Regions from separate parts of the Homo sapiens genome. Here region 2 is linked to region 1. The links are chromatin loops, found by intact Hi-C in ENCODE. Cell type or tissue: IMR-90. All regions are shown on one strand. Each heading gives the region's core, and the rest is flanking DNA. Links, peaks and the distances in the headings are about the cores only.

Region 1 (15,623 bases), core at 353-2,852:
CACCATCTTGGAAGCAGAAAGCAGCCCTCACCAGACACCAAATCTGCCAGCACCTTGATCTTGGATTTCCCAGACTCCAGAACTGTGAGAAATAAATTTTTATTTTTTATCAATGAGCCAGTCTAAGGTATTTTGTTATAGCAACGCAAACGGACCAAGATAATTACCTTTTTTTACTAGAATATTTGTTACCTGAGCATGAAGTTTTATCTTTCTTTACTGCCTTTTACATAGGAGGTAATCAAATGTGTCCTGAATTCAGGTTATTAAATTATATAATGAATTAGATTATATTGCCACTGTGTTGTCTCTTTTCACCAAAATCTACTAATAAATAGTTATGTTAAGAAATTAAATATATTGCCAGGTGCGGTGGCTCACGCTGTAATCCCAGCACTTTGGGAAGCTGAGGCGGGCGGATCACAAGGTCAGAAGTTCAAGACCAGCCTGGCCAAGAGACCAGCCTGGTCAATATGGTGAAACCCTATCTCTACTAAAAATACAAAAATTAGCCAGGCGTGGTGGCAGGTGCCTGTAATCCCAACTACTCAGGAGGCTGAGGCAGGAGAATTGCTTGAACCCTGGAGGTGGAGGTGGCAGTGAGCTGAGATTGAGCCATTGCACTCCAGCCTGGGTGATGGAGCAAGATTCCGACTCAAAAAATAAAAAAATAAAAATAAATAAATAAATAAATAAATAAATAAATAAATAAATAAATAAAATAAATTATATTAAAATATCACAAATTAAAATCAACACCAAAAATAAAAGCATTATGACAATGGACTAGAAAATTTAAAAACAATAAAAACAAAAAAAATCAATGTTGAGCCATATGCCTGAGCATCAGTTTACTGTCTAGATCTAGCATGAGTATAACTTGGGCTGTTAGCTTGAGTAGGCATACATTAAGTAGACAAAAGAGAAAGTTATTCCACACAAACAATATTTTTAACAGGTTAAGCTTAAAATCCTTTAATATGCAAGGACTTACTTCTGGTTTCAAATAGAAAAGCATGTTGAAATATGATGATTTTTAGTCATTGGTCAGAAAATTTATTTTAGTCTAATTTTCACTAACAAAATTTTACAAGTAAAACATGGCAGAGGTAAACAATTTTAATTAAAATTTTAAAAAATCCACCAGAATAAAACAAACCCTTTTTTTTTTAAAGAAGCCATCACATTAAAAAAACCATCACATTAGGCCGGGTGCAGTGGCTCATGCCAGTAATCCCAGCACTTTGGGAGGCCAAGGTGGGCAGATCACTTGAGGCCAGGAGTTCGAGACCAGCCTGGCCAACATGGTGAAACCTTGTCTCTACTAAAAATACAAAAATTAGCCGAGTGTGGTAGTGTGTGCCTGTAATCCTAGCTACTCAGGAGGCTGAGGCACAAGAATCACTTGAACCTGGGCAGCGGGGTTGCAGTGAGCAAAGATTGTACCACTGCACTCCAGGCTGGGTGACAGAGTGATTATTCTGTCTCAAAAAAAATAAAAAGCCATCACATTAATAAGAATGCCCCCTGGTATTATTAAACTCTAGCTGTAGAAGCATTACAAAGAGGAAATTCTTTACCAGTACTTCTTTCCTCATTGTCACACCCCACAGCCTACTCTCTCAAAAATGAAGTTGCTTCTATCATGAGCAATCCCAGGGACGGCAGGAGAAACATATACACACACATACCGGCAGAGAGTTAGAACTAATCCTTTCCACTGCATGTCCACAAAAAAGACTGTGTTTACATTTTCAGCTAGAGATCATAGGAAAAGCTTATTCTTTGCAACTCTGTCTCTTAGCTTAACTGTTGACCCAAAGTCTTTGTTTATTTAATGAGTCCAACTCATGTTGTATGAGATATCCCTATTGTGTCTATTACTCTTTCTTCTTGTGCTCTCTGTCTTGACTACAGTACAATTACAGTACAAAGCAATAAAAGAGACACTTTCCTTTATGTTTGTGAGAATAGAGTCTATTGACATATGGTTTACAAAACAATTATGAGTACACTTACAGTGCCCATTGAATTAAGAGGGTTAGCTCAGTTTGGAAAACCCTAGCATATGTATAATTTCTAAATCTGTAATATCTAGTAATCTACTTGATAAATTAATTGAATTTATTGATTAATGCAATAAAAGTCCATAGCTGATCTGAAATCTTTCAAGAAAAGTAATTATTTTATATTTATATTTACTCTATTAGATCTCCAGAGAACATGATTAGAATTGAGCCCTTCAAAATATTCTGAAATTACATCCTCATGGAATGGCAAGATGTAATAATTGTTCTGCCTGGGGAAGTCAGAGAGGGTTCCAGAGCAGAGTATACACACATGAACCTACTCCCTCTCGTTTACTTACTGCAGACATTGCGAATAAAGCTCGCACTTCACTCTTTTCCTCTGTTTCTAGATGTGGTCTTTCATTTCCTCGGCAGAATACTCCTGGCATGATCTTTAAGGAATGAAATGTTGTCTACCAACCTCGGCTGAGTGTACACAGTTCTGGGAAAAGGTGCATCTTAGACTAATCTGATTTAGTAAGTGAATATAAAATGCTCCCCAGGACACCTTGCTAGTAAAGACTCCAACTAAGATTAGAGTATGAATTAATAGAGCCAAGAATGGACATTGGAGTGGGAATTTACCAACTAGCAATTTACTTTAATGATTATTTCCTGATAACTTCTGAAATATTTTTAATGTTTAGAGAATTTGTTTAGCAACTGAAAGGAAAACTTTCTACTAAAAAATATGCCATGCACATTTAAAAACATTCCAATTGCTCCACTGTCTTTCATATCTATCTCTGTTTGCTAATATCTATAATGCAAATTTTAGAAAACACATCTTGACTCATCAATTTATGAATTATTTTACTCCCTATCATGATATTAGCAGTACATTTTTTTTCCTTTCCCTTCTAGGCTTGTTTTTCTTCAGGAAAGGAAATCAGATACAACATAGACGTTGTGTTTCACGATGTCTTTTTCAAAATATTTTGACAACCTGGGTAATAAACCCTGCAGGAAGGGCTAGAGTAGAGTAATGATGATGAAAGTGTCACAGTTTTGAAAATATAAACATATAGATTTAATGGGTACTTTTGTGAATCCCTTTGTCATCGGCAGGTCAGGTACCTGATGCAGAAAGGGAGGTCAGATTTAAGGACAGGGTCTCTTTCCCACACAGGCAGGAGTGCCCGGCTAATGTGGGTTCAAGAACAGAGTAAGGCTCCTGATTTCCCAGCACATCTTTGTCTATCACTGTAGTCTACATGCTAAGCTTAAGGTGTCTAGCCTAAGATTTTATATGCTACTGGAAAACCACTTAGTTTAAATCTAGATTAAACTTAAATTTCCTAAATTTATACATATATCTAGGTACAACAAAATATCAATTCAATTTGAAAAGAGACACTTCTCAAAAGAAGACATTTATGCAGCCAAAAGACACATGAAAAAATGCTCATCATCACTGGCCATCAGAGAAATGCAAATCAAAACCACAATGAGATACCATCTCACACCAGTTAGAATGGCAATCATTAAAAAGTCAGGAAACAACAGGTGCTGGAGAGGATGTGGAGAAATAGGAAGACTTTTACACTGTTAGTGGGACTGTAAAGTAGTTCAACCATTGTGGAAGTCAGTATGGCGATTCCTCAGGGATCTAGAACTAGAAATACCATTTGACCCAGCCATCCCATTACTGGGTATATGCCCAAAGAATTATAAATCATGCTGCTATAAAGACACATGGAGATGTATGTTTATTGCGGCACTATTCACAATAGCAAAGACTTGGAACCAAGCCAAATGTCCAACAATGATAGACTGGATTAAGAAAATGTGGCACATATACACCATGGAATACTATGCAGTCATAAAAAATGATGAGTTCATGTCCTTTGTAGGGCCATAGATGAAGCCGGAAACCCTCATTCTCAGCAAACTATTGCAAGGACAAAAAACCAAACACCGCATGTTCTCACTCATAGGTGGGAATTGAACAATGAGAACACATGGACACAGGAAGGGGAACATCACACACTGGGGCCTGTTGTGGGGTGGGGGGAGGGGGGAGGGATAGCATTTGGAGATATACCTAATGTTAAATGACGAGTTAATGGGTGCAGCACACCAACATGGCACATGTATACATATGTAACTAACCTGCACATTGTGCACATGTACCCTTAACCTTAAAGTATATATAAAAAAGAAAGAGGCTTAATAAATCCCTGGTGGTATTGAACCCTCACTATGTGTCAGATGTTGTATTAGTGTTTCACATTCATTATCTCATTTAATCCTTAGAGGCAAAAAAAAGAAAGAGTTATAGGTATGATTATTTCTACTTTACAAATCAGAAAACTGAAGTAGAGATATAATAGGCCCAGTTAATAGGAAAGTGACAGATTAGGAAAAAATTTATATCTAGAATATTTAAGAAGCTCCTCGGGAAGAAAGAAGACACAATAGAAAAATGACCAAGGAATTAAAATAAGCAATTCCCAAAGGGAAAACCTGAATGGCTAATGCATTTTTAAAGAGATGGGCACTTTAGAAATCAGAGAAGTGCATGTTAAAGGCATGCTGAAATATTTTAATATATGAATCATGTTGTTAACAATTAAAAATTTAGATAATATTTACAGCTGGAAAGAATGTGGAAAAGTAGGAAGTCCACTTTGCACTCTGTTCCAGTACAGCCATTATAAATAGCTTTATTCAGTTTATTGACACTAAATAGGAACATACCCAATGTCCCAGCAATTTTACTCCTGGGTATATATCTGTATTGTTTTTTTCCCACATCAGTTATTTAAAGTGTCTCACCAGACCTCCTTGAGGCTTTTAAGGCTTTTTGCACCAACCTAATATCTAAAGAATGCAGGCAAGCTTTGGAAATCCAAGAGATACCTACAGCATGAGCTCTTGGGGGTCTTATCTTTGAGCTCTAGGACTGAGCTGAGTCTCTGATTCAAATTTCCAGGATCTGTGCTAGGAATTTTGTCTTTGGAAGAGCTCCCCTCAAAAGCTCTCAGTGCCTCCTTAAATAGTAAAATCAGGCTTATCCAATGGGTTAAGACAAAGTCAACAATAAAGAAGCTAACTTTGGGCTTGGCGTGGTGGTGCATTCCTGTAATGCCAACACTTTGAGAGGCCAAGGCAGGCAGATTGCTTGAGTCCAGGAGTTCAAGACCAGCCTGGGCAACACTGCAAAATGCCATCTCTACAAAAAATAAAAAAAATTAGCTGGACGTTGTGGTGCATGCCCATAGTCTCAGCTAGTGCAGAGACTGAGGTGGACGGATTGCTTGAGCCTGAGAGGTCGAGGTTGCAGTGAGCTGAGATCCTACCACTGCACACCAGCCTGAGTGACAGAGTGAAAGGAAGATAACTTTGGGTATCTAGGAAAGTTTCAAACCCTGAACAGAATATCATGAATTCCATTGCCCCTTCCTTGGCAAAGGTTCAAAAACCAGTCTTCTAGGCACCTCCAGAGATACAGATAGAGCTCTTCCTGTCCAGCTGGAAATCAGCCCTATCTGTACTGGATCCCGCAGAAACACTTCTTCACTTACAAAGAGAAATGTGGGCTATTGTCCATATAAGCATGTTTTCCATAACAAAGATTAGAAATGTTAAACATAAGAAAATGAAGAGACACAATATGTGATATGCATATGATGGAATACTATAGAACAGTAGAAAGAATAATATCTATCTATATCGACAGAGATATCAAAAGTAAAATATTCAGTAAAAACCACAATCATGACATTTTCATGATACGTAGTATATAATGCAATTTTGATCATAAAACATACAAGCATATACTATATATTATTCAAAAATCCCCATGGGTATAAATAATGGCATGGACAGTGGTTTGGGAAGAATGCAGATTATGAAAGAAATAATCAATGCTTATTCTAAGAGGGAATTCGATTAGGAATGGATCAAAGGAAAGAAAATAAGATATATGTGTGTATGTGTTTGCGAGAGGGAGAGAGAGAGATTGAGGGAAAAAGAGAGGAAGTGGGAAGACTTCCACACAACATAGTCCTCAAAACTGCAATAATAGACAACATAATAAAAGAAAAGCAAAATAATCATAGCTGGGATTCAAAGAAGACATACTTCTGTGGATAAGAAGTAGAAAAACAACAACAAAACCCTAAGTAGGGCTGAAGTTATGGGCCTAAAGTGCTCTGGATCTGGGTAAAAAGAAAAAAAGATACAAGTTTGGCTCCCGTAGGAGGCAGAAGTGCCTCTTACAAGTTGGGCTACTGGAACTATGACTGTTACTTTTGAAAAACAGAATTGAGTGGGTGGGCATGATTTGAGTAAGGCAATTAGAGTGGGAGGAGAGAGAGAATATTAATAATCACATGAAATTATTTCTTAAGTCTACAAAGTAAAATTTCAAATTATATTAAGTAGCATAACACTCAGAAAGACATACACAATGATTAAGCACTCAGATGACAAATTTCTTCCACATCAAATTATGGTCAGAGGAATAAGTGTGTTTTAGATTATTTAGGAAGTAAAAAACAGGAAGATTGAAACAATAAAATATGAGTATAAAAGAAACATCAATTAAAATCTTGATAATAAAAATGCAGACACTAAAACGTACATAGATTCAACTTTAGGCTGAGCACAATTGGATAGAGAACTAGTAAAGACTAGGACTTTAGTTGCACTTCAATAAAGCATGTAGGCTGACCAAATAACATACTTACTGTATTTATTATTTGATTTCCAGCATCCCCAATCTTTTTCCCCCAGAATGGAGCTCACAAAATACCCTTTTCTTGGTTGGGGGATCTCTCTCCTCCATAGTGATACTTGAGCAATCTGTTCTAGTTATTGTTTGGTTTTAATTCGATCCATTTCTCCTCTAACCGGTGTAGAATAATATGGTTTTGATTATTTGCGTATCATTAGATAGCTTTATTTGCTCTGACAGATGAATGATTCAGGGCTGGGTATAGAGTCTTGATTACAGTCCTTTTCTCTCTCCCTTCTCTCTCTCTGTCTCTGTCTCTCTTTTTTTTTTAAAGTGAGAAATCTTTTTAAAATTGGGATACCTCCTTTTATTGGCATAAGAATGAAGGTTCTGGATTAATCATACCATTGCTTTATTTTCACAATGGATTTTTTTTTCTCAAACTCTTTCAAAGCTAAACAGACTTATTTGTAAATAGGTCCTTCTGTGTTAAAACTGCTTTCCAACCCACAAAGATTACACTTACTCTTAACTTCTCTAGATACAATTTCATTTACTCATTTTATCCAACTTACAAAAAGCCACTTTTTGTCGGCAATTAAAAAAGAACCATGAGGTTCTCAAATGACTTTCCACCAAGTCACCAAAATCAAATCACCAATATCCAAATTTTTTTAAGCAATGACAATTTCTGTTTTCCAAAAAACATATTTATAGACTGAAATTCAAACTCTATATTGCCACCAGTGTAATTATGCAATAGCATACAAAGCCTTAGGATAGAGGGTGTGATTCATTACAAAATATTTGTGGTCAAGAAAATATTGCCTGTCTTTAAATAAATAGAAGGGGCAGAAAAATAAATATGCTTGAAGATGGTTATTTTCACAAGTAAACAAAAAAGTACACATTTAAAAAACAAAGCAAAAATATACTTGAACTTCACAATGACTCGGGCAGTGCTTGGGCAAATTTGTTATAAAGCAAGGTTTCATCTTAGACTTCCCCTCTCTCCCAGTGTTTAGTTGTGAAAATAGAAAAAGAGGCTTGTAGAGAAGGATTTCACCAAGCTGAATCCATGATAGGCATAGCTATTGGATAAAGACTGCCATAGTAAGTTTGGCCTATTATTGGCCTATTATTGCTAGCAAAACCATTCCACCGAATAACCTCCATTTTTTTTTTTTTTTTTAAGAGATGGGGTCTTACTCTGTCACTCAGGCTGGAGTGCAGTGGTGCAAACACAGCTCATTGCAGCTTCTACCTCCTGGGCTCAATCCATCCTCCTCCTCAGCCTCCAGAGTAGCTGGGACTACAGGCATGCACCAACACGCCCAGCTAATTTTTGTGCTTTTTGTAGAGACAATGTTTTGCTATTTTGGCCAGGCTGGTCTCAAATTTCTGAGCTCAGGCAATCCACCTGCCTCAGCCTCCCAAAGTGTTGGGATTACAGGCGTGAGCCACACCATGCCCGGCCCTAATTTTTTTTTTTCCTGTTTGAAAAAAGAAATTCTCAAAATAACCAAATGATGCAGGTCAAAAATAACTCTATCTAACTGCTACCAAAGAGCAATTCTAGTTCTAACGGGACACTTGAAAGCTGAAGAGTAAAATATGATGTAATTTTTTTAATGCAAGCCCAAGCCTACTTTCAGTCAACGTGAATTACATTTACCTGGATCTCCACTTTTTTTTTCAAATTCATTTTTACACCATGAAAGTATATTATTTGTCTGATTCTGTTTCTCTAATCTCTCTATCTCTTCCCTACTGGCTGTTATTGGTTTCTGGGGTCCCTAGAGATCTCCTTCAGTGCCAGCTCCAACTCTCTTTGTCCCAGACCAGGTTTGGATGTCTCCCCAGTTTCCATTTCCTCTGCACCCTACTGAAATTCCAACACACAACTAGAGCAGGAGGTAAACAATGCAGCAAAAATAAAACATTCTAGTTAAAGTCTTTAAATAGAGGATTTATCTTAAAGGATTCTTCATTGAAAGTAGATCAGCAAAGTTCTGTGAATGTGGCTCTGAAAAAAAATCCTGTGTTAAAAAGGCAGTCTGTCAAAATAGGCTGCTGTCTATATTAGAAATTACACAATAATTATCTCAAAAAGCTGTAATGCATAAGAAAAGTACTTTTCTTTCTTTCTTTCTTTTTTTTTTCTTTTGTTTTTGAGACGGAGTCTTGCTCTGTCGCCCAGGCTGGAGTGCAGTGGCATGATCTCGGCTCACTGCAAGCTCCGCCTCCCAGGCTCATGCCATTCTCCTGCCTCAGCCTCCTGAGTAGCTGGGACTACAGGTGCGTGCCACCGTGCCTGGCTAAGTTTTTGCATTTTTAGTAGAGCTGGGGTTTCACCGTGGTAGCCAGGATGGTCTCGATCTCCTGACATTGTGATCTGCCTGCCTGGGCCACCCAAAGTGCTGGGATTATAGGCGTGAGCCACCACCACGCCTGGCCAAGAAAAGTACTTCTTAAACAAACGAGCAAAGTATTTATCATTTATCATCAACCCCACCATAAAATATTACACATGATATTCAGTCTTCTAATTTTGTCTCTAAGGGGAACAAAAAAGCAAAAAAAAAAAAAAGTCTGTTCAGATGCTGAAGTCTAACTTGAAAGTATGATGCCTGAGTCAGGTGCTCATTCTAGTTCAATGCAGTGCCCAAACAGCATAAACAGTTGCTAAAGAACATGATGAGTGATGGGGAAGAATGCTGCATCTCAATCACAAATCCTCGAGATGAGAAGGAACTGGTCTGGCAGGTGTAACACAGGTGGGGAGCCCACACTACTTGAAGGACTTTGGAAATGTGCATCGCATCAAAGTGGCTCGGTATAATCCCGATCATGGTATCATTTGGGGGAACTTCACCTTTCAAAAGATCATCTCCATCTTTTTCCATCTCCTTTTTCATAGGTTTCTTAAACTCCTGAAGCTCTTCGACACTTATGTCTTCCCATATCTGATAAATAGAATCAATGACTTTCCTTGACTGCTTAAGCGCACAAGGATCAAAGGGGAAGAAGGCGTCCAATGGGTTGGTGCACGTTCACACCGAGTCTCCTCCAGCTGTATTTCTGGCCGTTGTTCCTCTCAATGATAGTGTAGCAGACTAGCTGATATTTATTCGTGACAGCAGCAAATAAGTTAACCACTGAGGGCAGGCAAATATTCAGAGGATTTAGCTGCCTAGTCACTATCCCTTAAAAATGTAGGCACTGAAGACATCTCAAACCTTCTTTCAGGTTTACGCTTAAAAGTTGCTTGTGTCTAAAAACAAAGGTGTGGAACACAGCTTGGAAGGCTGAGTAAAATGTTTGATGGAGAGCAATATCACAAAAAGCCTTCATTCTCAGATCCTGGTTAGTAAGGTATTTGTGTGGCCAGTTAACCGAAAGACCTAGGCATGATTTTATAGTTGTAATGAGAGGAATGAATTTAGCTTTTGCCAAAGAGCTTCCAATATAATTTCCAGCAGCTCACCTGATGATGACAGGATTATTTGGATCCTGCATTTTTTTTTCCCAGAGACGTTCCAAAAATGCTTCTGAGAGTCGCAATTTTAAGCCACAGAGGTAAAACATAAAAAACTGTACGTGACAGGAGGCAGGGGTTTGTCAAATATGTTTATCAGTTTGTGATATATTATAAATCCTTTATTTTGTTGTTATCAACCTTACCATGTATTTTACATAGCAGACATACTTCAAGTACTGCAAAAGCAAAGACAGCAGGGTGTCCAGGCATTCAGCTACAGGGTGCACCATCTGACCGAGCCATTTGGAGTCAGCCTTAGAAACAGTCTCTTCATCTTCGTTCATATTGAACAATCATTCCATGGAATCTGTCCCACCACAAGTTTGAGCTGCTGTTTCCTCAGCATCTTCAATATCATGCCAGAATGTATTCACATCCAATTTGAATAGATTTTTAATAATAAGCTTCAGAATTTCATTCCTCAAGGTTGGAAAGTATATACTAATCTTTAGTAAGTTATGAATGTAACATTCCAGTGTTCTCTCTGATTGAACAAATGGAAATGTTTCCACCAGTATGGGCAAAAGAAACCACAGTGCCAGTGGGACATATCTTGCTGTTATTTGTAAGGTTGTATGACGTGTGTCAAAATCTGCAGGAAGATAATCATCTCCATCATCAGAATCTGAAACATTTACATGGCTCTTCTTAATGATCATTCAAGGAGGGTACGCCAAATGGGAAGCAATTATGCTGAGACTTGGGCTAAGGAAGAGTCTGTTGTTACAAGACTACCCAGAGAAGCCAAATACTCTTCCACCACTGTTTGAATTCTATTCAACCAAGGCAATCTCAATGTAATACTGAGGAGCTGCTCAAAGTCTTTTGCCAAGTACATGATAGAAGAGCAAAATTTTCACAGCCAGTTCAAGATCTGGTCATCCTTTATGTTTGAATCTCACAACTGGCTCTTCAACAGCTCAAAGTTAAATTTGTTTCACTCTTTGTCCTTCGGCAAGACTTCTGTCCCCGTTCCATCAAGATGAACAATTTTTCTTGGGGGAGAGCTGGAAAAATCATTCTTGAATGCAAGCATATCTGAAATACTGGTCCATGACATACCCAGCTTCTTGACCACAGAAGCTGAAGCCTCTGCTTCCCCGGCAACCATGTGAGAAGCAGCCTGGTTGCCCCGGGGCTTAAAGTGATAGCTGCACCTCGCCTGGAAGCTCTTTCTCTTGATTACTATGTTACAACCTGACATTGTTCAGCTATTTGCTTTATATAATGAATCCTTTTAGGAAGAATTTTATCCGACTTCTAAAATTCATTATTTAAGAATGCTTTGTTATGGTAACTCACTTTAAGTTCTTTGTTAAATTTCAAGTTTTAATTTTCCCCCACTATTCAAAACATACTTAAATGCACCTATAGATAAAATCAAAAGCCTGCATAAAATATTATAAAGAAACTGGAAATAGATAAAGAAAAAAATCCCAGCTATAGCTTATATAAATCTGCTTCCTTAAATGCCAGATTTGTTACAAACACTTTGGAATATTTCATCGAAGTCTCATTATAGGTGAAGAATGAGTTTTATATCTCAGGAAAATAAAACACAAACACATAATGCCTTTGCATCAATGTTCAATATAATATTTTCTCTTAAAAGAAACAATTTACATTTAAAATACATAAGCATCGGATGCACATGCAGAGATATAACTGCACCTGCTTTCTGCCCTGAAGAAATGTACTGCAATTCCTTCTAGTCTGTATTACAATCTATTATCTAGCTCCAAAAACTATTTCAGCAGTGTTGTTTTAAAAATTAAACTATTATAATGTAGCTCAAGCAAATGATGGATCTTAAACTCGATATTCAGAGTATAGCCCTCTACCACTGATAGAAATTGATCCTTCTAAATCTCCAAAGTCAAAACATATTTGGAGGAAAAAAGTCTCAATTTGACTTTTAAAGTGACATATTTTATTCTGCCCAGCCAATAATTCTGTAGTATCATTTGAACACCTATTGTGTGCAAAATGTCAATGGACTACCAGTAAGAAACAGGATTTTAAAGCTCTTTTAATTTTATTTATGTATTTTTTGGAGACACTATGTTGTCAAGCCTGGAATGCACTGGTTCCATCAAGGCTCACTCAGCTTCAGCCTCCAGGACTTGAGCAATCCTCTCACCTCAGCCTCCCACTGAGTAGCTGGGACCACAGGCATGTGCCACCATGTCTGGTTTATTTTTATGTGTTTTTTTTTGTAGAGACAGAGTCTCCCTATGTTGCCCAGGCTGGTCCCAAATTCCTGGGCTCAAGCAATATTTTCACCTCAGCCTCCCAAAGTGCTGGGATTGCAGGCATGAGCCACCATACCTAGCCAGCTCTTTCAATTTTATACACCTATTGTTTTTTGTCTCTTGAATTGTTGCCTCTTTGCTTATGCTAAGTGAATCTCTACATTTACTATTGCTGAACAGATGGTCTTCTGTTACTTTAGGCTGTGTTTTGATGAAGGTTTCTCTTAAGTGAAATCTCACTATTTCCATATTTCCATAATACACCACATTCAGTCTTTTTTCAACGTTTTTTGTTACATTGGTTCCCCAATTCTTACAATAGCTTTCATATTTATTTCTGAAACTTCCAGTCTTAAATCCTGCTACAAAGTCTTACTGAAAACAAAGAAGATTTTTTAAAACATTTTAGTCCTGATGATTCCACATAACATTAATATTTAACTCCCTTTAATATCATTATTTGCCCTTAACATTTTAATTATTTAATAAATATTGAAATTTTGGAATATGGAAATGAATATTTGAAAATATTCGAATAAATGTTGGACCTCCAAATCGATCTTTTTAACCAAGATCTATGTCATTTCTTTCTTTGATTCCTAGCAGGGACTCTAGTAGGGGCACGGTATATGAATGTTGATTGACTGATTGTTTCTTCTATTTGTCATGCTGTTTGTCATTCCCATTTGACTCACTGCACAGGAGCCCACTAGTTTTTCTGCTGCTATCCATCTTTATAGCTACATCATATGGTGGGTATGAGAACACAAAGGCTTTGATCAGCATTGAAAATGGACTCTCAAGGATCTCATATTGAATATTAGGTCCAGGCATGGAGTGAAATTGTATACTCATAAATATTTGCAAAGAAATCCACCAAATTTTGGAAGTAAGTTATTAAGTATTATGCTCTGAGCATTTATCTGCTTATAACACAATGCTTATCTAAGTTTCTAAGATTGAGACAATTCACAGGTAGACAATCCACATGTGTAAGTGGCCTATTGGCCCTTTTCACTTAACATTGATTATATTCATAAGTTCCTCTAAAGGAAGTTTAAAATCCTCTGTCTGTCATTTCAAAAATCTATTGCTCAGAAGACGAGACCACACTAACAAGCCACTCAAGCTGGAATGAACAGCAGAAATAAAACATCAAACGCTATTAAAGGAATTAACTAGAGAATTATTAAGAACTATCTGAGGATCAACATGGATCATGAAGCAAGAGGGCAAGGCACAGGCAACAAACCCAATCAGATCATCAGAAAAACTCTGGCCAATGGTTTCCACTAGTGCTTCAATGGGAGGAACCAAGGTTATAACAAAAACTCACTGCAGAGATGTTATAGTTCATTGTGTATAAGCATTTAATGTACTGAAGTCTCATTACAGATATGGGTTCCACTACTTTTTACATACTCCTTCTCTTTATACAATCCCTTCAAAAATGGCCTCAAGATTTTGCTATATACAGAGCCCTGGTCTGTCCAGATGCAGACTTTCCATTAAGTTCCTATTCTGGTATGCAGAGGAGGAAAAAGCATGAAAGCCTCACCTCTGCAGAATGCTCTCAATTAATTCTTCCTCAGTGTGCTACCTGTGCTACTGTGCTGAGATGTCAAATGTGATACAAAAATAAACCCAAATTATAGCATTCAATAATTTCAGTGAACTGTACAGTTTTAAATTATCCCTTATTAGTTAACAACATGAACTATCTATTTCAATCAGACTAACCTTTTAACTATGCAAAATACCTCTCCTCCCATTTCTTCCACCGCATGCAGACTCTCCCAGCACAGACACAGATGCCATGCTGTCACACTCCTTATGTCCTGTCTGTGTTTGCTCTCCTTGGATAGCTTCTTCTTTCTTTCAGCCCATCTGTGTCCTGACCATCTTTCAGAAGTCAGGGGTTGGGTGACACTCACTTGACAATACTGAGGACTTTTTTTCTCTAATCCCCTTTTATTATTGTCAGTCAATTACATCGAACTTGTTCAAGCAGATGAACATAGGACACACTCAGTCAACTTTATGATGATTTATTTCTCTGCAGATGGCATCATAAAAGCAAAAGTATCATATCTGCTACATGGAGTCAGCTGGGTGCTGCCCCTATCAGAATTTTGTCACTTAGTAGGGCACCAAAAGATGGGTGGCAGGAGATGTTTTGTACCTGATGCCAACTCAAATGTCAAAAAACAGCTCCAAAAACATCAATATTTTCCTTGAAAACCTCTATGGAAGTGTCGTCAGTGCATTAATTTCAGACATTATGATCTAATTTATGTTTCTAACGTACTATCAATTGATTTATGAGCACGGTCAAATACAGAGAAAATCATAATATAGGAAGCCTCTTTATAGGTATCCTCCTTCATTATTCTCTGCCTTGCACTTCAATTTATCCAGTGCTCCCATACTGCTTGCCTTTCCAATTATGTTTTAGTGCTTCACTTGTTTCAGAAATAGTTTCATATCAATGTATGAGAAGAAAATACCTAACATGAATTAACACATTAGGATTGGTTGAATTTGAAGTTGTCAGGGGCAGGTCACTGAACAATATATGGAGATTTTTTAAATTTTTTAAATGAAAAAATTATACATATTATTGTGATGGAAGGGGGATCTTTTCTGCTACTCTCTTAGGTTAAGTAACTAGGGGCTTGTGAATTAAACTAACAAGAGACAGATTAGCAGGAGGAAAAAGCATAAGAGTTTAATTAATGTTTTACATGCATGGGAATTCACAGAAAATAAGGAAAACTCAAAGTGGTTTGACTTGGGGACATATATCATTTTAACAAAGGAAAAGGTGTCTGGGCTTCAAGGGTCAAGAAATCCTGGAGAATCGACCAGGAAGCTTATGAGGGAAGATAAGTGTTATTTTAGTAAGGCCTGTTGATGTCAATATCTCTTAGTGTAAATTCTTTCTCAGTGATTAATGCTCTTCTATGCCTGACACAGGGAAGGAGGAGGATCCCTTCACAAAGAGAGATTTATGCTCTACTTTTAGGCAGTTAAAGGGAGTGCAGAGAATTCTTCCGGAACTCAACACAAAATAATTCTTA
Region 2 (15,623 bases), core at 7,257-9,756, 140 kb after region 1:
ATTTTCAGAAGGAATGGTACCAATTCCTCCTGGTACCTCTGGTAGAATTCGGCTGTGAATTCATCTGGTCCTGGGCTTTTTTCGGTTGGTAAGCTATTAATTATTGCCTCAATTTCAGATCCTGTTATTGGTCTATTCAGAGATTCAACTTCTTCCTGGTTTAGTCTTGGGAGAGTGTATGTGTCAAGGAATTTATCCATTTCTTCTAGATTTTCTAGTTTATTTGTGTAGAGGTGTTCATACTATTCTCTGATGGTAGTTTGTATTTTCGTGGGATCAGTGGTGATACCCTCTTTGTCACTTTTTTGCATCTATTTGGTTCTTCTCTCTTTTCTTCTTTATTAGTCTTGCTAGCAGTCTATCAATTTTGTTGATCTTTTCAAAAAACCAGCTCCTGGATTCATTGATTTTTTGAAGGGTTTTTTGTGTCTCTATTTCCTTCAGTTCTGCTCTGATATTAGTTATTTCTTGCCTTCTGCTAGCTTTTGAATGTGTTTGCTCTTGCTTCTCTAGTTCTTTTAATTGTGATGTTAGTGTGTCAATTTTAGATCTTTCCTGCTTTCTCTTGTGGGCATTTAGTGCTATAAATTTCCCTCTACACACTACTTTGAATGTGTCCCAGAGATTCTGGTATGTTGTGTCTTTGTTCTCGTTGGTTTCAAAGAACACCTTAATTTCTGCCTTCATTTCGTTATGTACCCAGTAGTCATTCAGGAGCAGGTTGTTCAGTTTCCATGTAGCTGAGCGGTTTTGAGTGAGTTTCTTAATCCTGAGTTCTAGTTTGATTGCACTGTGGTCTGAGAGACAGTTTGTTATAATTTCTGTTCTTTTACATTTGCTGAGGAGTGCTTTACTTCCAACTACGTGGTCAGTTTTGGAATAGGTGTGGTGTGGTGCTGAAAAGAATGTATATTCTGTTGATTGGGGATAGAGAGTTCTGTAGATGTCTATTAGGTCTGCTTGGTGCGGAGCTGAGTTCAATTCCTGGATATCCTTGTTTACTTTCTGTCTCGTTGATCTGTCTAATGTTGACAGTAGGGTGTTAAAGTCTCCCATTATTATTGTGTGGGAGTCTAAGTCTCTTTGTAGGTCACTAAGGACTTGCTTTGTGAATCTGGGTGCTCCTGTATTGGGTGCATATATATTTAGGATAGTTAGTTCTTCTTGTTGAATTGATCCCTTTACCATTATGTAATGGCCTTCTTTGTCTCTTTTGATCTTTGTTGGTTTAAAGTCTGTTTTATCCGAGACTAGGATTGCAACCCCTGCCTTTTTTTGTTTTCCATTTGCTTGGTAGATCTTCCTCCATCCTTGTATTTTGAGCCTATTTGTGTCTCTGCATGTGAGATGGGTTTCCTGAATACCACACACTGATGGGTCTTGACTCTTTATCCTATTTGCCAGTCTGTGCCTTTTAATTGGAGTATTTAGCCCATTTACATTTAAGGTTAGTATTCTTATGTGTGAATTTTATCCTGTCATTATGATGTTAGCTGGTTATTTTGCTCATTAGTTGATGCAGTTTCTTCCTAGCCTTGCTGGTCTTTACAATTTGGCATGTTTTTGCAGTGGCTGGTACTGGTTCTTCCTTACCATGTTTAGTGCTTCCTTCAGGAGCTCTTTTAGGGCAGGCCTGGTGGTGACAAAATCTCTCAGCATTTGCTTGTCTGTAAAGTATTTTATTTCTCCTTCACTTATGAAGCTTAGTTTGGCTGGATATGAAATTCTGGGTTGAAAATTCTTCTCTTTAAGAATGTTGAATATTGGCCCCCACTCTCTTCTGGCTTGTAGGGTTTCTGCTGAGAGATCAGCTGTTAGTCTGATGGGCTTCCCTTTGAGGGTAACCCGACCTTTCTCTCTGGCTGCCCTTAACATTTTTTCCTTCATTTCAACTTGGTGAATCTGACAATTATGTGTCTTGGAGTTGCTCTTCCCAAGGAGTATCTTTGTGGCATTCTCTGTATTTCCTGAATCTGAAAGTTGGCCTGCCTTGCTAGATTGGGGAAGTTCTCCTGGATAATATCCTACAGTGTTTTCCAACTTGGTTCCTTTCTCCCCATCACTTTCGGGTACACCAATCAGATGTAGATTTGGTCTTTTCACATAGTCCCATATTTCTTGGAGGCTTTGTTCATTTCTTTTTATTCTTTTTTCTCTAAACTTCTCTTCACACTTCATTTCATTCATTTCATCTTCCATTGCTTATACCCTTTCTTCCAGTTGATCGCATCGGTTACTGAGGCTTGTGCATTTGTCACGTCGTCCTCGTGCCATGGTTTTCAGCTCCATCAGGTCCTTTAAGGACTTCTCTGCATTGGTTATTCTAGTTATCCATTCGTCTAATTTTTTTTCAAAGTTTTTAACTTCTTTGCCATGGGTTTGAACTTCCTCCTTTAGCTCAGAGTAGTTTGATCTTCTGAAGCCTTCCTTTCTCAACTCGTCAAAGTCGTTCTTCATCCAGCTTTGTTTCATTGCTGGTGAGGAGCTGCGTTCCTTTGGAGGAGGAGAGGCACTCTGATTTTTAGAGTGTCCAGTTTTTCTGCTCTGTTTTTTCCCCATCTTTGTGGTTTTATTTACCTTTGGTCTTTGGTGATGGTGACATACAGATGGGTTTTTGGTGTGGATGTCCTTTCTGTTTGTTAGTTTTCCTTCTAACAGTCAGAACCCTCAGCTGCAGGTCTGTTGGAGTTTACTGGAGGTCCACTCCAGACCCTGTTTGCCTGGGTATCAGCAGCGGTGGCTGCAGAACAGTGGATATTGGTGAACCGCAAATGTTGCTGCCTGATCATTCCTCTGTAAGTTTTGTCTCAGAGGAGTACCTGGCCGTGTGAGGTGTCAGTCCACCCCTACTGGGGGGTGCCTCCCAGTTAGGCTACTCTGGGGTCAGGGACCCACTTGAGGAGGCAATCTGTCTGTTCTCAGATCTCAAGCTGTATGCTAGGAGAATCACTACTCTCTTCAAACCACTACTCCCATCAGACAGGGACATTTAAGTCTGCAGAGGTTATTGCTGTCTTTTATTTGTCTGTGCCCTGGCCCCAGAGGTGGAGCTTACAGAGGCAGGCAGGCCTCCTTGAGCTGTGGTGGGCTCCACCCAGTTCGAGCTTTGTTTTCCTACTGAAGCCTGAGCAACGGCAGGCGCCCCTCCCCCAGTCTCACTGCTGCCTTGCAGTTTGATCTCAGACTGCTGTGCTAGCAATGTGCGAGGCTCCGTGGGCGTAGGACCCTTCGAGCCAGGTGCGGGATATAATCTCCTGGTGTGTCGTTTGTTAAGCCCATTGGAAAAGCGCAGTATTAGGGTGGGAGTGACCTGATTTTCCAGGTGCCATCTATCACCCCTTTCTTTGACTAGGAAAGGGAATTCCCTGACCCCTTGTGCTTCCCGGGTGAGGTGATGCCTCGCCCTGCTTCGGCTCCGCATGGTGCGCTGCGCCCACTGTCCTGCACCCACTGTCTGGTACTCCCCAGTGAGATGAACCCGGTACCTCAGTTGGAAATGCAGAAATCACCCATCTTCTGTGTTGCTCACACTGGTAGCTGTAGACTGGAGCTGTACTTATTTGGCCATCTTGGCTCCACCCCAATATCTTTATCCTAAAGGATAATTTCCTCAGATGTAGAATTTTCAGTTATCTTCATTCAGAACTTGAAAAATGCTGTGCTGTTTCTTTTTTGGTGTTTATTGTTTTAGTTGGAAAATTCTTTGTCATTCAAATTGGTGCTCTCAAGTAAACAATGCGTCATTTGTGTCTGTTGCCTTCAAGATTTTTTCTTGTTTTTAGCTTACAAAGTTTAATTGTGTGTCTTCTCATGGATTTATTTGGGTTTATGCTATTTGGGATTCACTCAACACACACAGAGAAACAAACACACACACATGTACATTTACAGATTTCCTTAAAAAGAAAGATACAGCTCAAGAATATAGAGTTTATAGACATTGTAGGTTTAAGTTTTGATCTTTGTAAGTTATATAAATTAATAAAGTCTAGCACATTAATGGTTTGTAAATTTCAAGCTGGTCCAAGCTGAAAATAATAATTATATCTGTACTACTTCTACATTGCAAATGACTCTTTGAACATAAGTTTGAACTCTTTAATACCAATTTTACAAATAAGTTAAAGAAAGGATGGGAAAATTAAACTGTAAGTGACTATTTAATTTAAGACTAATGTTCAATTATTAAACATTAAAAAATAATCTAGCTAATTCCTTTTGGAATGAGTAAAATGTTTCATTTGAATTTTTTTTAAAAAAATTGAAAAATAATGTCTTTATATGTAGTTAGTTGAGTATTAAAGGCCATGATTCAAGTATACAAAATGAAAAGTTTCTTTGGGCATTTTAATAGAATTTCATTTTATTTTTAAAATAGCATTTCCTTAATTGGTAGAAAAATCTTCTACTGGTTTAAAGGATACTCATGGCTTCTAATGTTTTTTGGGTAAATATTTAATCAGTTCAGAAATTTCTACCTCTAACTTCTGTTTCTGTTTCTGCCAGAGGGTCATCTAAATTCAAGATTAGGTGATAAATGACACGTTCAAAGTGGATAAAGGTAGAGAATATGAAAAAGGGATTATTTACAAACATGTGGGCAAGTTTCAGGGATAGGAGTAAGAGATAGTGAACTGCTCAAGGATTTGCAACAGGGAGAAGTTGTTACTACTCCTATACCTGACAGGCAACAGGGGAAGCAATACCTGAAACCCAGTGAAGATGAACAGTCACAGACATGGAGAAGTCATCCTATGCCAAAATTTGTCTTGGCAGAAACAGGTAGAGTTGGATAAAATGTGGAGAGTGTGGTGGAAAAATATAAGTGATTCTTGACCTATTTATCTGTCTCCCTCTTCTCTCTTACTAGTGCTTCTTATTGTCTAAATCAACCATAAGACAGTTGACAATAGGGCCTGCCCAAGTGGGGCAATCTATGCAAGTCAGCTCAAGATGGAGAGCAAGGCAGAAAAGAATAAATCTGGAGTGGCAAATAGGAAACACTGGTCAAGGGCTCACATATTATGCTTACATAGGGGAAAGCTGTCTGAACCTTGCCTGAGCAGGCATCTTCCTGGCTGCTCCTGTGGTACGTAATTCCCACTGATTTTTAATCATTGGCTCCTATTCCTACTGCTCCTGTTTTGGGTTCTTTGCCCTTTCCTCCCTGGAAATATTTAGGCTTTCTAATCCCCGCTTACCCCAACTACATAGCCCTTAGCTATATATGAGCCTCTCACGGCATGGAAATGGAGGAACATTAAAATTTGTTAAATGTTTTCTTGTGCTTCTCTGAGAGTAAGATTTGAGGGACAGTAGAGTTCTCTTCCTGCCACCTCATGCCCTGACATTCATTCTCAGAAGTGTCTATTTACAGATTTCAGTACAGAAAGTCAGACACTCGTCCTTCTGCAATTAGGCTCCTCTAGAAGTACTGACCTTTTGTTATTCCCTCCTAACCCTGGTAGGCAGCTGGGAGAATTCAAGAGCAGTGGGAAAGATCAGCTCATCCTTCATAGCCTTCAAAAGTATTAATTTACTTAATTTTTTTCCACAGTTCTCTCATTTCAAGTCATATCTTTTATCTAGTGTGGAACAAGAGGTGACTCGTATCATCATAGTTTTTTTTTACTTTGTTGTTTGTGTTATAAACTATGTCTTTTGATTTTAGAAGAAAAAATAAAACTTAAACACCTTGATAAAACATCAAAAAGTTTTTCAAACAAGCCAGCTATTCAAGTTCAAAAGTGCCTTGATATAAGACTACAATAGTGGGAGGTATGAGTTTTTAAAACGATCTATTAAGAAATTTGCTTAGCTATTTTGTACTCATTTTTATACCACCTCCCACTCCGCAACCTCCACCTGTTCCAAGGAAGGGCTGCCATGAAGTTAATGGGATGGGATCAAAGCAGGAAGAAAAAATATAGAAAAAAAAATCAAATCTGTTATTATTTCCCAATATTTTATGACATCCATACTTGAGCAAATAGATTTATTTTAGGAAGTTTTACCCTTAGAAATGCTGAATGGTATACACATGGCAACCACAGTGCTTCTTAAAGTGGTATGACTATTTTGCTAGAAATTCATTCTGTAATAATGGAAACAATTCAAGTATGCTTTTACTTTACTTGTAAATCAGTATTAAAAATTTCAAAATGAATTAATACTAGTATCTGCATATATCTTTTGTATAAACATTTCAAAAAAAACTTATCAACACAATATATTTACTGAAGATTTGGACCACAACAAAAATAATGTTTCTGTAGTTTCACTTCTCTTTGAGATCAACTCTACCTTTTACTTTGCTTCAAAATGATTGTCCAAGAAATGTCAGAAATTACAAACTTTATGTGACTGACTGCAGTCATAGAAACATAGGGTACAACTGTATTTGTCAAAACTGTTTTTGGAGCATTTAAATGTTCTATTGAAATTGCTCTTCTCAGCAAGGTAAAGAAAAGAGGGTCAAAGCATGTTTACACCTCAGTGCCTGAAGGAGCACAGTAAACATCGTGTACTGTGATAAACAGAGCCAGATAGGGCAAGGCTTCTTGGACTTACACTATCATTTTCTTTTCCTTGTTACCTTGGCTACAGATCTTCTTTCTATAATTATTAATAGTTAATGAGAAGTAAAAGGAGTCTGAAAAAATTTAACAGTTTGACTACCTGTCTTTCAAATGTGATACTTTAACACTTAAGCTCAAAAATACGTTTGCAATGGTTTGACTGCTACAAATACACACTATTATAAATAGTTTATTAAGTATTTAAACTATATGAATTATGAGATATTATATTAGTTCATCTAAATTATATCTATGAAAGAATGTACCAGTTTTTTTCTATTATTCAACTCTATATAGCATTGAGTTTTATGTTGAGCAGAACATATTTTGACATTTTGCTATAGAAAATACTGCAGTAACCTCTTTCAAACTTGAATAGGTCTTATTCAAACACAATTCAATGAGTGATTTTTTTTGGACACTTGTAATTGAGAGAGCTTCTTAAGACTAATGTGTCAAACTATATTTAGGTCAATCTTCAACTTCCTTCTCTCCAGACCAACCAAGAAACCAATAGCAACTGGAACAAAACAGACAGAAATACCACAGCATACACAGATATCTAGAAGAATAAGTCAGTAAATAAATAAGCAGTAATAAAATGATAGTCCCCAAATTTATTAGTAAAGTCAATGCCATTCTTAAGCTAATTGATTTGAAGAAATTTGATTTTCAAAAAATAATACATATATATTTCTGTTTAATATATATATGAAATATAGATATAGAGTTATATAAACTATTCTATATATGTATGTTTGTATGTGTATATTCAATGTCAAAGTGTTACATACTACAAGACTTCATTTATATACCAACCTTGAAGTGACAAATTTATAGTGACAGAAAATACATCAGTGGTCAGAGGTTAGAGGTGGAAGAAGGATGTGACTATTGAGGAATCATCTGAGAAAGGGTGTGTGTGTGTGTGTGTGTGTGTGTGTGTGTGTGTGTGGTGATGGAATGGTTCTGTATCCTAACTGAGGTATTGGTTGCTCAAATCTATACATGTGACAAAATTTCATAGAGCCATACTTTCTACTCAGTTACATGCGTGCGCATGCACACACACACACACACACACACACACTCAAAAACACACACACAGAGTACATGCAAAACATGAGAAATCCCAATAAAGGCCTGTAACTGAGTTAGTAACTTAGTACCTTCCTTATTTTGACATTGCATATGGTTATGTAAGATATTATCACTGGGGAAAGTCAAGGGAAGGCTACATGGGAAGTCTCAGTACTGTTATTGCAATTCTTTGCGAGTCTTTACTTCTTTCAAATAAAAAGTTATTTTTAAAGAATGATCCAGAACTGACAGAGATGTTAGAATTAGCAGCAATGTTCATTAAAAGAATCATTATAACCATATTCTGTATGTTTAAACACTTAGAGACCTGAAAGATATAGAAATGACTCAAATCAAACTTCTAGAGAAATGACTGAGATGGAGTCTAAAATATCTGAGATGAGAAATACCCTGAATTCTATAATTATACTATGATTATGTAAGATTGTCTTGCATGATCATAGTATAAATATGTTTTTGTTTTAAGAAATTATTAATATGTATTTGTTTTAAAAAAACATGTCCTTGTTTTAAGAAATTACTTGTTTGAAATTATTTCAAAACATTTTTAAAAAAGAAGTAAAATGGGGCTCAATGTTAGTAAGTGATTTATCCATGGCCTCATAGAAATTGAATGTCAGAGTCTATCTAGTATTCTTACTGGTACAATACTGTACACTGTCTTGAAGTGACTCCTTCTTTTCTTTTTATTCTCATTTAATTAGGTTCCTTTTCTTAAATTTCATGATTTTATCTCAGGCTATGTTCTTTCTATATTTTTATCCAGAGACTATGTGTCCACATATAAATTGAAGTTTTTCCAGTTGTTGGCACTCTTATGTAAAGGTAGAAATAAACAAATTTCATGTATTCTATATGATGTATTCAAATTAATTGTCTAAGAATTTAGAGTAAATTATTGCAGTCCTGATTTCATGGCAAACTCATCTCTTACTACAGAATAGGAAAATGTGCTTCTTAACTCTGAGCAGAAATCTGGTATTTATGTCAAGGAATTCTATGACTCAACAATAACAGTCTCAGAAATGTTAACAAATATGACCCAAGTGATGAGATTCTTCAGCAGAAACATTGTGGCATGTTAGTCTTTTAGTAGATTTAAAAAAAAAAAAAACACAATTAAAATCAAGATGTGATTTCATTTTATGCTAAATTTTGAATAGAATGTATATTATTTACTGGAATTTTTCTCATTGCCATTAAAGGTAACAGAATTTGACTTGTAAATAAAGCTGTTTTCTTAATCATACACTGTGTTTCAGGCACTGTTTTATGCAATTTATATTCATTATCTTATTTAATTGAATGAATTTGTATAACAGTGATGCTCTTATAGTCATTATGCTGACAAAGAAACTAAGGTTAGAAGCATTAGGTAACTTGGCCCACATAATACAGCTAGTAAACAGGAAAACTGTTTTAACCCATGGTCTGTCTGACAAGAGACGGTACCATTATTCTATGCATCCATTCCTCCATACTCTTCCTGAATGAATAGCTCCATTATATGTGTCATAGGCAACTTAGACTCAACCAGTAGTAACAAAAGGCTGCCTGAAAGAAGTATAGATCCATTCTCATTCCCACTGCATGCATAATCACACACACAACACACATTAATCTCCTTGGATATGGACAAGTGATATTTTCTCAATCTTATGTAAAATGCTATAAAAACAAAGATGTACCAGATCCATCTATCCTGATTGCCAAGCAGAAGGCCACGCTACTTAGAAATTCTGGAAGTGCTGTTCAATTCCAAATTGTTCAAAATTGAACTTGTCGTGCTTTCTAACTAAATAGTAACCTGTCCCATATTCCCTAATACTGATTATGTCACAGTCAACTTTCTAATTATTCTAGTGAAAAATACAAATCTTTAATTTTTCTCTTTCCCCGCCCCGCATATCTAATCAATTGCTATCATCTTTGGATTTTGCTTAATTAATAGGTCTTCCACTTTGTGCTTTCCTTGTATTTAAACAATTCCTTTTCTAACATTCTGTGATTTTTATTTAATCTTGCTTTTTCCATGCCCCTCAATACCCATGTCTCCTGTGTTCTTTTGGTTTTATTGATTTTCTTTATGTTTCTACTTTCTTTCCCTTGAACACACACCCATACAGTCATTCTATGTTCTGAAATTAGCATAGCCTATGTCTCCTTTTTAATGGTTACCCTTATAGCACAATATGCATACTTGGACTTGGGACACTCTAAAACAATACAAAGCCTGAGAATGATTCAATTTCAGTTGCCTCTCTTCTTTTATATGTTATTGATGTCTTACTCTTTTTTTCCTTTTTGTAATTTTGTCTGCTGTTTTATTACTCTCCATATTAGTCATCAAACTATTATTATTATTTTATATTATTATTTTATAATGCCAATTCTTATTACGATGTGTTCATATTCACCAGTTTTCTTGCTTACCATTTCTTTTAAATCCTGGTCTTTCCTTCCAGATTGTCTTCTGAGAAACCTACATTTGAATTACTAGAAGGAGAGTCTGTGCTTCTATTTTGGCTTGCTATTGTTTTGTCATTTTAATGAGTCTCAGGAGGTAAATGTGCGGTAGAGTCCTAGGTGGCCCCCATTGATCTCTGCCTCCTATGCTTATGTCCTTGAATAATCCCCTTCCTTTGAATGTGAGCTAGACCTGGAGTCTCTCTTCTAACAAACAGAATATGGTGAAAATGGTGGGATGTTACTTCCAAGATTAGATTGACCAAAAGTCTGTTCACATCCTGTCAACAACAAACGAGTGAATAATAGTGTCTGCTACAACTTCATTGATAACCTATCTGGACTATTTTCTTCTTCTGAACTCTCATGCTGCTTTATATATCTGTCTTTATGGAACTTCTCATTTTCAATCATTTGTTAGATTTGTATAATATGCATGTCTTAGTTCTCTTAGTAGAACCTGGGCTCCTTTACAATCAGGATTTATTTATTTTTATAAAAATATTTATGAAAAATTTAGTATAATCTTGGTACTGCTGAGAGAAAAATTAAAAGAGAAAAACAAGGTAGAGTAAAAGTAAGTGTAAAGTAAATAATGTCATGTAATTGTATATAATGTGGTAATGGAACTCCAGTTTTCATGTTAATTAGGTGGTGACCACATTCTCTGTAGACAGATAGACATGTATAAAAGATTTGGGATATTAGGAGCATTACTCTGTAAAATATGGTTTTACTTAGGATTTACCCTTTATCAGATATTTTATTAACCATGAGATATTTAGAATAACCTTACCATTGAAAAATCCACGATTTAATGGAGGAGACAGAAATGTAAAGAAATAATTACATTACAGTGTGATTTACAATTATAGGGTTATTGGACCCAAAAGAGGTACCTAACATATGATAAGGTATGAAGAGTTGGGATTAGGTAAGTCTTCCCAAAGTAACTGATTTAGCCAGAAGGAAGGAAATAGAAATAAAAGGATGAGAAATTCTATTGTATGAAGAAGAAATGATAAATGTGAGAGCAAAAAGCCATAGGGCATTAAACTCACAGCACTTTGAATATAACATGGCCATATTGGAGCACATTGCACTAAAGTTATCAAGAGCAATAATAATTGTTACAAGATTAGGTGTAATGAAGAATTGTGTATGACATTCATGCTAAGGAACATGGATTTTGTTCTGAAGGCTATTAAAGCCAGTGAAACAAAAAGTTATATGAATGTCACCTAAATGCGTGGTATTTACAGTGTGGTCCATGGACTGGCAGCAACATCACTTATAAGAGTATTCGAATGCAGAATCGTGGGCCCTACCTGAGATCCACTGAATCAGAATCTAAGCTTTGCAAAGCACTGACCTAGATCATAGTGGTTTGTGACTGCTAGCTATTGACAACATTATATATGCCAATAAAACTATAATTTCTGCCACATTGTCCTGGCTAACAAGACCCCAGTTTCATTCAGGACAAGTAGAAATTTGTCTAAGACTACTCAGGTATTCTAATTCCCATTGCTAGTAACTAGTTTAGGGTGAGCCTAAAACATAGCTTACCCAGTCAGATGTGAAGAATGTGGGTGTATAAATGAGAAAAGTGTCTCTGATCTTAAAGAAGCACCTTATCTACTTTTAGATGATAAGGTGCAACTACTTATCTGCAACTACTTTACCCATATGAGGAGCAAGTCAAAGGGTCAAAGTGACATTCCGACGTTGGATGAGGAGAAAGGTGCACAGTGTCTATGTTCTTGATGATGATGTTGAGCCCCTGAATTAACAACATTGGAACCAACCTATATCTGGACTCCTGTTATGAGATAGCAGATACCTTTTCTGTTTAAGTTATATTGAGTTGAGCCTTTTACCACTTTCAGCCAAAGCATCCTAACTAATACAAATGCTAACTGATGGAAGATCAGTCAGGTTGCTGTGACAAAAACCTATACTAGAACCTCATCACTTTCCTTATGTCTTTTTAGGAATTTTCAAAAATGGCCAAAGGTGACTTAAACATGTTTCCAGGGTGAGCATCTGTGACTTTTGATCCTATCTTTTTTCATCTCTGGATGAAAAAAATTGAACACCTTAAAACTAGCTTATAGTTGTTAGCAAACATGGCTGTTGGGTATACTCCACTTTGATTAATTTGTTTTCTTTCTTTTTTTTTATTTTTTTGGAGATTTTCTTCTCAGAACCAAAGTTGTTACTTCCTGAAATCAGGTTTCTATAAGATCTTCCAATCCGTCAGACACGTCTGCATAGGTCTGGACTCCTGCCATGAGCCATGTTCAATTTTTTTCTCATGATAGTTCCAAGTCGCAGGAGCTTAGGATATGTTACTTGACTCCTGTTGTTACTTGCCCAGGGGTGTTAAATGCCACTAATGGGAATGCTGTCTATGTGCACATGCAAAGAATTAGCCAAGCAACCAAAGGGTTTAAATAAGAGAGAAAATATGTTAAATATGTGCTTTAGATATATCTGTGGTATCAGCGTAGAATAGAATGATTACGATGACAGATGGGAGGCAGAGGGATCTGTTTGATTACTCCACAAACCAGATAAGAAATGATGATAGCTTGAATTAAAGCTGGAGCTGAAGGAGATGCAGTGGCGAGAACCAACGTGGGAGATATTTTCAATGATCAAATTTAATATGGGGCATGAGGAAAAGGGAAAATCTAAAATGTTCCCAGATTTCAGTCTGATCCACATAAATTTATTCCCCTTTTCTCATCTCGTCACCAGAAGATATGTTTTATTAAGAGATGGCATGAACTTAGGGTACCATATAGAGGTTGACTTGACCTCATTAACTCAATGTACACTGTGTAGACCAAAAGAAATTATAACCACGCTAAGCGGATCAGCTTGGGCCTTAAATAAAATGATGCAATGAAGCTACATAAGTGTAATGCATTATGCCTGTCCTTTCTACTCTGTTTGGTTCTTCAAGGGAATATTTATTTGTAAGGCAATGCTAACACATATTATCCTGCAATTATTTACTGCCAGGACATAAATATACCCTCTTAGCCTATAATGGGGAGGAGAGAAAATTGTGGAAGCAATGAAAGTATACAGAATTTCTATGCAGTTTCATGTGAATTTTGCAAGCCAAATAGATTATACTTACATATGAAGGTCTTCCAAACCAGTTTCAATATGGGATAGTTTAGTGTTTCACAAACAAATTGGTTTAAGTTTGCACAATTAAAAATGAGTCTTATTTCCTACAGCTATGCATGAAAGTAAGCAATCCTGTTTTGGAAAATACAAAGGACACAGAACTTTGAGACTTTCCAGCTGCTTGTGAAGTTGGTTGGTATTTCTACGCTCACCTCCAGGTGCCTGTCTCAATGGTGTTGTAGCTAGAGTTCAGTCCCATTTCTTAAAGAAAAAAACTGTTAATCTAATTGTTGATGGTGCCTGCTGTTTATAATTCCTCTGGCACAACGTAACATTTAAGAAGCAAATTCTTGTGCTTTCTCACATTCTGATGTGGATTTTTGCCCAGTGGATGGAAATTTATAGCTGGTTGGATTTTGGTAATTATTTCTTTACTCTCAATTTGTGCTGATAGCAAATTCTATAATGCTTTAAAGAGATTTTTAGTTTCAAAGATCATTCTCATAGCCCACTGTTCTTCCAGCAATGATAAGTTTACCGGTGAGCTTGTTATTTTTTCTCTTTGGGTTATGACACTTTGATTTAGTCATTTCTAAAATGCATTTGTTATGAAATGAACCTGAAAGAGGTGTTTTAATATGCCCTGAATTTGACCTTTTGGGAATGGGAGGTTGTTTTCCCCTCTTTTTATTTGGAAATGAATCAAAGTATTTGAATGTAACAATGCATTCATTAATGTGTTGTATTTTTTAGACTCATTAAAATCCTGGCAAAGAATATCTTTGAACTACGGTATTTTCTAACCCATGCAGTGTTATTCATTGCTTTGTATTTAATAAGTTATGTGACTTTACCTTATATAATGTCATTATTTGTGCACATTTTTTATTTTCAGAAATGTGCTACTCTTTTCCTTCCATATTGCTTGTCAGGATTTTAGAGGGCAGTAGAAAACCTACTTGGACTAACTCTGGCAATGAGAGAGAAACTTCCCTAAAGGGAAACCTGAGCTGTATTCTCCTTTGAGTGAACCCCTGTGGAGCGGAGATGGTGATTGGCAGCAGCTGACCTGGACACTTGCCTTCTTTCAGTCCTTGGTTCCTCAACACAGAAATTCCCCAGCTGAATGCCAAACACCCTGTATTTCAGAAGTGCCAAAGGCGCCAATTGTGATGGGAATTGGCATTTGAGAAATAGCCTGACCCCTAGGGAATGCAGAGAAAACATATCATGTGTTTACCATTTGTGAAATGCAACTTTTGAGTTCTCTCTTTGTTGCTAGATTTGCGCCTCTGGACTTTTTGCTGATAGCTGCTCTATTGCCCTTTAGTATCCCAAGTGAGAGAGAAAAGAAACTTCTAGATTTTCTCTCTCTTATTAGCACAGTAGGCATGTATAGTGTTCCACTGCTGGATTTTTTTATAGAAGTTCTGCCTTGGGTAGCAGTCATGTCAGCTTCTAGTAACTAAAGCTAACAAAAGCAACCCAAGGAGGGCTATTAATATCCTTCCCTTCCTCTGTTACTCACTATGCCTGGGAAATGGCTGGCCCAAAGCCATGAAGCCATGGGAAGATTCTGTCCTGGAATTCTCAGGAGTAATGTCATTTTCTTCATTATTCAAATTACCGTTCAGACACCAACGTTGGACCAACAACTCTGTCTCCGTTATATGAGTGCCACCTTTGGTGGCAGTTCTTAACTCCTGTGCACATGAATAATTGTTGTGCTCTTGGCTCAAAGAGTAACCAAATCTTAAAGGTAAAATATAAATTAAGAGATGTAATGAAGTATTGAATTTTTTTCTGAAATACAAATGAGATTATAAATAACAGATGAAATGCGATGACTTAGAACTTAAGGATAAGTGACTGTATAGAGATCTGAATTTCCAATTACATTCAGATAAGCATGTCAAAGTTTGGTTCTTCAGTTTATTCAAAACTTTGGTCAGTCTAGCTTTGGGCCAATTCTGTCACTTCAGTAACTATCCTTGTTTTGTGTATGTGTACTTGTTTTAATGGCTAAATGGCTGGCAGGACTAGTAATAGTCTGATTAATCTGATGACCCATGGTCTAAAATACAACCCCCTCTATTATGCTGATTGCATGTGGGCAATTGTGAGTTTTTCTTACTTAAATTCAATTAAAATATTAGAAATCAAAACACAAGATTCTCCTCTAGGAATTCACCAGAGAAAAAACAACAGTGTATAATTAATCAAACTGTGGTAGGCAAAGCCTCCTCAATGGTCAAAATAATATCTAGGATGCAAACTGATTAAAGGAGCTATTTAAATCCAACATGGCCTGTTGGTCAAGGCCTTCACATTAGA

What was found. Hi-C counts contacts between places; a loop is a spot of excess contacts. Peaks named below come from ENCODE experiments on the same cell type or tissue, not always from the same donor. Only the 100,000 strongest peaks of a DNase experiment are listed, where the experiment ranks them.
Region 2: it touches region 1 in a loop (2.2-fold over the local background); 1 of 110 quality-filtered maps calls a loop at or near these places.

Annotation. Positions count from the first base shown.
Region 1 is chr2:142,849,895-142,865,517 of GRCh38, reverse strand. LOC105373652 (a long non-coding RNA gene) reads left to right here. Exons shown (of 5, transcript XR_923389.3): 4 at 1-84; 5 at 2,420-2,653. It also overlaps the pseudogene RRN3P4. Among named protein-coding and RNA genes, the nearest start is that of KYNU, 20 kb to the left of the region's middle. In IMR-90, for the core only: no CTCF peak of the experiment used is centred there; a DNase peak (open chromatin) is centred at 1,717; H3K27ac peaks cover 349 bases.
Region 2 is chr2:142,715,827-142,731,449 of GRCh38, reverse strand. No RefSeq gene overlaps it. Among named protein-coding and RNA genes, the nearest start is that of KYNU, 150 kb to the left of the region's middle. In IMR-90, for the core only: no CTCF peak of the experiment used is centred there; a DNase peak (open chromatin) is centred at 8,689; H3K27ac peaks cover 144 bases.